2 separate regions of the Homo sapiens genome follow, and region 2 is linked to region 1. Evidence: chromatin loops called from intact Hi-C (ENCODE). Cell type or tissue: Calu3. All regions are shown on one strand. Each heading gives the region's core, and the rest is flanking DNA. Links, peaks and the distances in the headings are about the cores only.

Region 1 (4,386 bases), core at 149-4,148:
AGAGCCGAGGTGGGAGCTCTGGGCTGGGGACTGGCCCCTCTGCTCTGCTGCTTAGCAGCCTTGGGCTTCTCTGCCTCAGTTATTTCAAGTATAAAATGTTACTGCCAAGGCTCCTTCCCAAATATAACAGTGGGTGTTATGAGGCTTAAATGAGATGGTATAGGTAATGTTCCTGGCACCGTATCCGGAATAGAGTAAACATTCCATGGATAGTGGCCATTAATAAAGTCACACTAAATGATTGTTGTTGGATAGTTGTTTGAGCTTCCCTGAGTCCCATCTGTAAAGAGAGCAGTCTCAGGGGTGGTTTGAATCCGATAGCACAGAAACATGTGCAGCAACCTGTGCCATCAGTCATCATCAGCCCCGCCCCAGAGCTTGTGTTTGTTCCAGCAGCAGAGTCCTGAAATGAATATTTCTGTTTCAGTCAATAACATTGTACAACTTGTGGTGAAAACTGAGAGGCGATTAATCATTGAAACTGGAAGCATTTGATCCTATGGCAGAGAGGAAACAGGAACAATGTGCGAGTGATTTCTGCACACCACGTATGCCTTGATCTTTTAAGCGCTGCCTAGTCAGGTTATAAATATTTTTCCTTTGGCGCTGGGGTTTGCTGAAGCTTCAAGAAAGCACTGTGAGCGCAAGAAGGGAGGGTTTTGGGGCCACACAAATCCCAGCCATTCGGTGCATTCCGGGTATTGGAGGTCCCACCGGGGTCCATCTGCAAGGAGCTTTTCTTTATTTAGTGGGAAAATGTGTGCAGAGGTTGCAATCCAAGAACCAAAACCTCTCAGCAGATGTTGCATTTGGCTTGTTTATTTTGTTTTTGTTTGTGCCTGTGCGTGTTCAATTGAGGCAGCTCTTAAAAATTGGGACATTACGCATACAGTCGATTTCCAGCTCCTCTTGAAGTCAGGAAATCTGGCTGCACTGGTTCACATTTCCTTGGGCAATACCAGGCTGAGGTTGAGAAGCAGCAGCCTCTTTAGACAGGCTCGGTGCACCTCCATTCACCCCAGCCCCCATCACTTCCTTTCATTGTTCCTACAAGTAGACTACTTGGGCTGTCATTACTGTGCGTAGGGTGCTATTTGTCTTATAGTAGAGATATAGTTCTCTGTATTCACATCTCTATTAAATGTGAGGAAATGAAAGATAGATCAGGAGGGATGCATTTTTCAAGAAAAATGATGGAAAAGATACTTTCTTGTGATATTGAAGAATATTCTTCGGTATTTTGTAGGCGAAGGGCCAGCTCTGCTCACTTGCATGCTTTGTCTGGCCCACAGAATGACCTATTCCCTGAGCCCCCAGAAATGTCCACATTTAAGCACGGTCCCATTATTGACATAACTCACTCAGCCATTGTCTACTGAGTGCCTGCCATGTACCGGCAACCCTGCTTAGCCCTGGACTGTGGTGAGTCAGATGGACGTGCTCTCTGTCCTCCTCCAGTCTGGCCAGTAAAAGGAATCCCAACAATTCAAACAAGTAACCCCAACCAAGTGCTGGGTGCCGTCATAGCAGAAAAGCCCTGGCCACGGTGGTATAAATTAGGGGAAAAATACCTAGGAGTCAGCAGTCTTTCCAGGAAGAAGTGATGTTTCAACTGAGACCTGGAGGTGGAGACAGAGCAAGTTGCTCCAGTTGGGGAAAAGCCTGCGCACAGGCAAGAAGGCAGGAGAGAAAGGTGCTGGAGGAACTGGAGGAAGCTAAGTCTTGCTGGAGTATACAGCATGGAGGTGAAAGGGCCAGGGAAGAGATGAGTCTAGGGAGGGATATGACAGCTGGGCTGTGATGGTCAAAGGGTTAGTGACCTAACTGGGTTCTAATGTGCATGGATGAATCCCAGTAGCCAGAGGACAGCAAGAGTCAACCAGAGTCCAAAAGACAATGTGGGGGAAGAGGGAGGAAAGTGAGTGAGGACCGGGCAGATGGTGGAGGCTGGAGAAGGACAGCAGGGGACCTGTGGGTAGCACCTCCTTCAACATTTTTGCAGCAGTCCTCAGAATCTGAGCGTGACCAAAACACAGAGAACAAATTGCAGGCTTCCAAGCTGGATAGATCTAGTTGAGCTACTTTTTGATTGGCTTTGGGACACTACTTATCATTTTTTAGCCTCAGTTTCCTCACTTATAAATCAGGATAATGACACATACCTCCAGGAGTTATCTGAGGGTTAAATGAGGCTAAAAGCATCTGGCACTTAGTGGGGGACTTAATAAAGGTAAGCTGATTTTCAGTTGACTTGGTTATGAATTTTAAAACCTGATACCCAGCCTGGGATGACTTAGCTTTATTTCCTCCCAGGAGGCATCTCCTGTTCGGTGTCCCCACCTGGGAGGAGCCCTCCCCAGTCAGTGCCGGCCGTCTGTCGCTGGTGCTCCAATGCTGACCCGCCGCCTGGCACGGGGCCACAGTCATAATTACCACTTCTGAATCGATTCCTTTGAGCCCTTTTGAGCAGGCTGAGGAATGCTGTGATTAAAATGATTTAAAACCTGCCTCTATTTCACAGCTTTTAATATTTGATAAGATTTGGAACAAGGGGTGAGAGCAAGGCAGGAGATCTGGCAGTTTACAATCCCAGCTTCAGCCTTCTCAAGTGCCTATTGGGGGCACTCAAAAAAGGGGGTGGGGGAGAGAGTATGAATTTGAACATGTGGGGAAGTGTAACAGCGTGCATTTTCCAAAGGAGACAGGCATGGACAGATCAGCTTCTCCTTCTCCCAGGTGCTTCATGGCTTTGAATGCCAGTAATGATTAAGATGATTATTATGAAAAGCATGATCAGAAGAAGACTATAGCAGCTATCATTGATCAGGTATCCAAGATATGCCTGTAAGAGATCTATTTTCCCAAGGATCTTTAATTTCCCTAAGGATTTTATAAGGGAGTGTGATTTTTCTTAATTTTATAGAAAATAGAGGCTCAGTGACTTTTCTAATATCACTCAGCCAGTTACTGGGAGAGCTGAAGTCCACGCTGGGCTGGCTCTGCCACGTACGACATCGTAGAGCATCGGAGCAGAAACAGGAGAGTGTTGCAGATGGGCAGGGACCTTAGATGGCTCTCCTATCCCCATCCATGACAATGGTCCTAGGGAAAAACAGCCAGATATCAAATGTCTAGATGCTTTGCTCTTTTCATTACTTTGGTGCATTTTTAGGCTCGCTCCATGCTAAATTGCTTCCTTTTAACCCAATTTTGATGACTCTGCTAGAACGTCACTGAGGGCAACTTCTTTGTCTGGATGGAAATCATAATCCTAGCAAAGCTAACTAGGGTGAAGGCTTACTAAGTGCCAGACACCTTTCAACCTCTTTAAAAAAAAAAAATTAGAGACAGGGCTTCGTTCTGTCTCCCAGGCTGGAGGGCATTGGTGTGATCATAGCTCCCTGCAGCCTTGAACTTCCAGGCTCAAGCAATCCTCCTACCTCAGCCTCCCGAGTAGCTAGGACTACGGTGGCATGCCGCAAAGCCCAGCTTGTTCTACCTCTTTTTCCACCTGGTACCTCACTGACTTTGTCCACCAATCCTATGAGTGAAGTACTATTGTTATCTGTATTTGACACATGAAGAAACTGCAGCTCAGAGGTGTTGGGAAGATTATTCAAATAACTCTGATAGGAACCTGGACTGCCCTCTGGCATGGAAAAGACAGTTCGGGCCTGCCCAGAGTGAGGTCTGAGAGGGTCCCCAAATGTTTGCCAAGTGTCAAAAAGAATTCATGTTTCTGGAAAAGCTGGTCCGGGAAAGCCCCTCTCCTGTTGCACACAGCAGCGGGGGGTGGGGGTGCAGATTTTGGGAGCTCCATCGACCTGGGTCAGAACGGGCTCCTTTGAAGAAGCTTGCAAAGTTGCTCTGTTCTCTAGATTTCAGGAAGGTAGCAAAATATTCCAGGTTACTGCTAAAGAGGTCTGTCTACCTTTCTGAGATCACCCCAGGACCCCTGGAGGCCATGGTTACTGGAAAAGGGTTTCAGGGGGCAGCACTTGGAGCTTCCCACTTTCTGAGGGAAGAGAGACACCAAAGCCCATCCTGGGGATGGTCACTCAGTCATGAAAATTCTTTGTCTGGATGGAAAGCTATCCCGATCCAGCAGAGGAGGCTGGGTGACAATATGTCATCCATTAAAGTCCCTAATAGGAGGTAATGTGGGAGATGAAAACACAAGCCTGGGTAGCCGCAGAGAAAGGGCCAGAACCAGAATTTCAGCTCAATACAGGTATATATTAACTTTCTTTTGTCTTTTCTTTTTTGAGATGGAGTCGCATTCTGTCAACCAGGCGGGAGTGCAGTGGTGTGATCTTGGCTCACTGCAACCTCCACCTCTCAGGTCCAAGTGATTCTCCTGCCTCAGCCTCCCAAGTAGCTGGGATT
Region 2 (4,386 bases), core at 170-4,169, 53 kb before region 1:
CCAACCTTATCCCACGCCACTCACCTCATCGCTCAGTATACTTTGGGCCTCTTTAGTTTTGCTAAGCCCAGTGAGGTTGTTCCCACTTGGGGTTCTGCCTTGCCTGCAATGCCCATCCCCCAGGTCACTGCTCAGTGGCTCTGTCTTGTCGCAGTCTCACCTCACTCGCTGGGTCCAAAGCAGCATCATCTGCCCAGTCCCCATCCCACTTAATCTCTAAGCATCATGTTTTACCGCGTTTCTAACACTTTGCACTCCTGAAATCATCCTAACAGCAGGTGGAACCAGACACCCTGCTGCCTCTGGGTTTTGACTAAAGCTTGCAACCTGGGGATAATGAATGGGAAGTAGCTGGGCAGCCCTGTATTCTGAATAGAGCTGTTGGGTGCTTGTAAGACTAGCCGAGGGAAAGTGGGATTGATTTTGTGACCACCGCCCCATCCCAGATATGTCAGTGAAAGCTAGAAATTTCCAAGGAAATTGGTGGGAGTGCATTCAGAGGAGTAGATAGCACTGTGAATTTTTCTCCTTCCCTTCCATAGAGGGGCGCCCCCGCAGGTCACAGCCCAGCGATGGGGAGCCGGAGATGAGGGTGCCCATGAGAAGGGGATGCTGGTAGCTTACGCCGCAGCCAGGGGTCCTGAGCTGCAGACGTGTAGTGCAGCCACAGGCCCGATGCTTGGTGACAGAGCTCTTGTATTCTTGGGGCTTGGGGTTGTCTGGGAACACAGAGACTGGAAAATCCAGGAGGCAGCCTCAGGTACCAACTAGAGAGAAGGTAGCTGCACACGTGTGCACACGTGTGCCCTGTGGGAGCACAAGGGTTTGTGACTTTCCTGCGGCCACGTGGGCTCTGAAGAAGGTGAGCAGGTTTAAGGGGCTTGGGTGAGATGCCCTCCCCTCAGTACCCAGAGGGCTGCTGCTGGGACCAGAGGACCAGAGTAGAAAGAGGCTCTGAATGGGGTGGCTGGGGACATGGGATGTTCATCAAAACTCAGCTCACGAGGGCATCCATCTGCAATAGACTGGAAGAGAGCCCTCTCTGCTATAGTGCCCCAGGGAAGAGCCTGCATCTGGATGACCATGTGCCATGCTGGAGAACATTCCAGTCAGCCCATGTTGGCCAACAGAAAGTCACCAACAGGCCCAGCTAAGACAGAAGACCCTGCCTCTACTCTGCCAATCCTCCTCCTGCCCTGGGCCAGGGTAAGGATGGTGAGGAAGGAAAGGAGAGTGAGGAAGCCAGCTGCGCTTTTCTCCCCTTCTCCCCCACTCCCCTCCCCTCTCCTCCCCTCCCCTCTCCCCCCCCACCTCCCCGGTCTCCTTTCCTCTCCTCCCCTCCCCTCTCCTCTCCTCCCCTCCACACAAGAACTGAGGCACCAAGACAGGTCTGAGCTCACGGGCAGGCGAAACGTTTAAACTGCGTGTGAGATTGACATTTTAATTGGATGGGACTTTCCAATGCTTGAAAACTGAAATTATTATTGTGATGAGAACCGAAGTGATCAGAAATATAGGAGAATAGCCAGAGATGTTGTAAAATGATTGTAAAATGGAGAGGAAGGAAAACGAGAGAATACAGTTAAAGATAGAGTTTGGAGAAAGGAAGGTGTTTGTTGTTTGTACCCCTTCGTCAGTCAATCAATTGGTTACCTTCTGCTTCACTTAGTTGTTAATTCATTTCCTTCCTCCTCACCTCCACTTGACTCTAAGCTCAGCAAGATCAGAGACTGTTCCTTTTTTCAAGGTCTCTGCTGTATCCCCTGCACCTAGAATGGCTACTGGAGAATGGCACATAGTAGATGCTCAATAAATATGGTTTGGATTAGTGAAAGAACAACAAAATAGGTGCTCAAATGTGTTGATTTATGGGTATGACCTATTTGATTATGCTGTTCGAATCTTTTATTTTGTACTCGAGGAATGAGTTTGCCCTGGTTAAAGTAGCCCAGAAAACCTGGGCCCGGGAGCTGAGAGGACCAGGGGATGGATTGCCCAGGTCAGGGCATCAGGCCAGGGCCACTATTTCCCAGACACGGGGCCACTGGAGGCAGGGAGCATAGAGCCTCAGGGAGTCGGTTCCTTGGGGCTGGCTGGGCGTGGAGTGAAGGCTGGGCCTGGCCTCAGTTCTGGGACACAGGTGTGGCTGAGCTCCTGCTGAGAATAGATTTGGAAGGGCTGGAGGCTCAGGGCCCCCAATGTAAGACCTCCCAGTGTCCAAATGAGAACCTTTTCCTGAGTACTTGGGCCCCGCACTTGACATCATGTGCGTTAGTCTTCAGGCCACCAGAAGGGGGCAGCGCCGTCACGCCATTTTGCAGAGCCTTGATAAGCCCATTTGGAGTTCAGCCCCTCCCGCCATCCTCACTATCCCTTTTCGTCCCAGACTTCTTTACCTGAAACTTCATGAAGCACTTTTCGCATCGGTTTCGTCTGAGGGGAGAGGTTGGGGAAAGGAGGGTGTATTTGCCTCTTAGGGTCACCATAACAAAGTATCACAGGCTGGGGTGGTTTAAGACAGGGGTCCCCGGGCAGGTCGTGGTGGCTCACGCCTGTAATCCCAGCACTTTGGGAGGCTGAGGTGGGCGGATCACTTGAGGTCGGGAGTTCAAGACCAGCCTGACCAACATGGAGAAACCCCATCTCTACTAAAAATACAAAAATTAGCCAGGTATGGTGGCGGGTGCCTGTAATCCCAGCTACTTGGGAGGCTGAGGGAGGAGAATGGCTTGAACCCAGGAGGCGGAGGTTGAAGAGTCGAGATCGTGCCATTGCACTCCAGCCTGGGCAACAAGAGCGAAACTCCATCTCAAAAAAAAGAAAAAAAAAAAGACAGGGGTCGCCAATCCCCTGGGCCACGGATGGGTCTGTGGCCTGTTAGGACCCCGGCTGCACAGCAGGTGAGCTGGCGAGCAAGCATTACCGCCTGAGCTCCGCTCCTGTCAGATCAGCCGCCGCATTAGGTTCTCATAGGAGCATGAACCCTATTGCGAACTGCGCATGCGAAGGATCTAGGTTGCTCACTCCTTATGAGAATCTAACTAATGCTAATGCCTGATGATCAGAGGCGGAACAGTTTCATCCTGAAACCATCTCCCACCCCACACACCCTGTCCGTGGAAAAATTGTCTTCCACTGAACCAAAACCGGTTTCTGGTGCCAAAAGGGTTGGGGACCACTGGTTTAAAGCAACAGCTACTTATCCCTTCCCAGCTCTGGAGGCTGGGAGTCTGAAGTCAGGGTGTCAGCAGGGCTGTGCTCCCTCCAAAGGCTCTAGGAAAACCCTTCCTAGGCTTCCCTGGCTTCTGGTGGCCCCAGACACTCCTTAGCCTCGCGCTGCATCCCACTAACCTCTGCCTGTCTTTGCACACAGCCTTCTTCACTGCCTCTCTGTATCCACTCTTTTTTTTTTTTTTTTTGAGACAGAGTCTCACGCTTGTCACCTAGGCTGGAGTGCAGTGGCGCGATCTCGGCTCACTGCAACCTCTGCCTCCTGGGTTCAAGCAATTCTCTTGCCTCAGCCTCCCGAGTAGCTGGGATTATGGGTGCTCACCACCACACCCAGCTAATTTTTGTATTTTTAGTAGAGACGGGGTTTCACCATGTTGGCCAGGCTGGTCTTGAACTCCTAACCTCAAGTGATCTGCCTGCCTCAGCCTCCCAAAGTGCTGGGATTACAGGCGTGAGCTACTGGCCCCGGCCTGTATCCCTTCTTTTTATAAGGACATCAGTCACTGGATTTCGGATAGACCCCAAATCCAAGATGATTTCATCTTGAGACCCATAACTGAATTAAACTTGCAAAGATGCTATTTCTGAAAAAGGTCACATTTGAAGGTTCTGAGTGAATATGAATTTGGGAAGGACGCGGCTCCACCCACCACAGACGGAATCTTGATTGAGAACACATTTTGCTCCAGGGACCGTGCAAAGCACCTTCATCCTTGACAAACTGGAAGGGAAGCAGTATTATTTCCAGTTTTGTTGTTTTCTAGACAAGGAAAGTGAGGCTCAAAGGGATTCAATGACTTGCTGCAAGTCACACGGCTGCTTGCAAGGGGAACTGGGACTGGAACTCAGGACAGCAGACTCCACACGTCTCTATACTGGCTTATGAGCAGCTTGAGGACAGAGGTTTTGGTCTTCGTCGTTCCATCTCTCTTCTCCTCTCATTTCTGGGCCTAGTGCTCTGCATACTGATGGCTTTGAAAACTGATAAAAAGAAGGGAATAAGGCCAGGTGCAGTGGCTCACAGTTGTAATCCCAGCACTTTGGGAGTCCAAGGCGGGAGGATCACTCAAGCCTAGGAATTTGAAACCAGCCTGGGCAACACAGTGAGACCCTGTCTCTACAAAAAATTGAAAAATTAGCTAGGCGTGGTGGCAT

The links. A loop is a pair of places that touch in the nucleus more often than their neighbours do. Peaks named below come from ENCODE experiments on the same cell type or tissue, not always from the same donor. Only the 100,000 strongest peaks of a DNase experiment are listed, where the experiment ranks them.
Region 2: it touches region 1 in a loop (6-fold over the local background); 1 of 110 quality-filtered maps calls a loop at or near these places.

Annotation. Positions count from the first base shown.
Region 1 is chr5:170,568,702-170,573,087 of GRCh38, reverse strand. The region is part of intron 1 of KCNIP1 (potassium voltage-gated channel interacting protein 1); the gene reads right to left. Among named protein-coding and RNA genes, the nearest start is that of KCNIP1, 67 kb to the right of the region's middle. In Calu3, for the core only: no CTCF peak of the experiment used is centred there; DNase peaks (open chromatin) are centred at 387, 1,017, 1,517 and 2,397.
Region 2 is chr5:170,621,656-170,626,041 of GRCh38, reverse strand. All of the region lies in intron 1 of KCNIP1 (potassium voltage-gated channel interacting protein 1), which reads right to left. Among named protein-coding and RNA genes, the nearest start is that of KCNIP1-AS1, 58 kb to the left of the region's middle. RefSeq lists enhancers at 200-699, 2,183-2,477. In Calu3, for the core only: a CTCF peak has its summit at 2,311 (motif pointing right); a DNase peak (open chromatin) is centred at 2,301.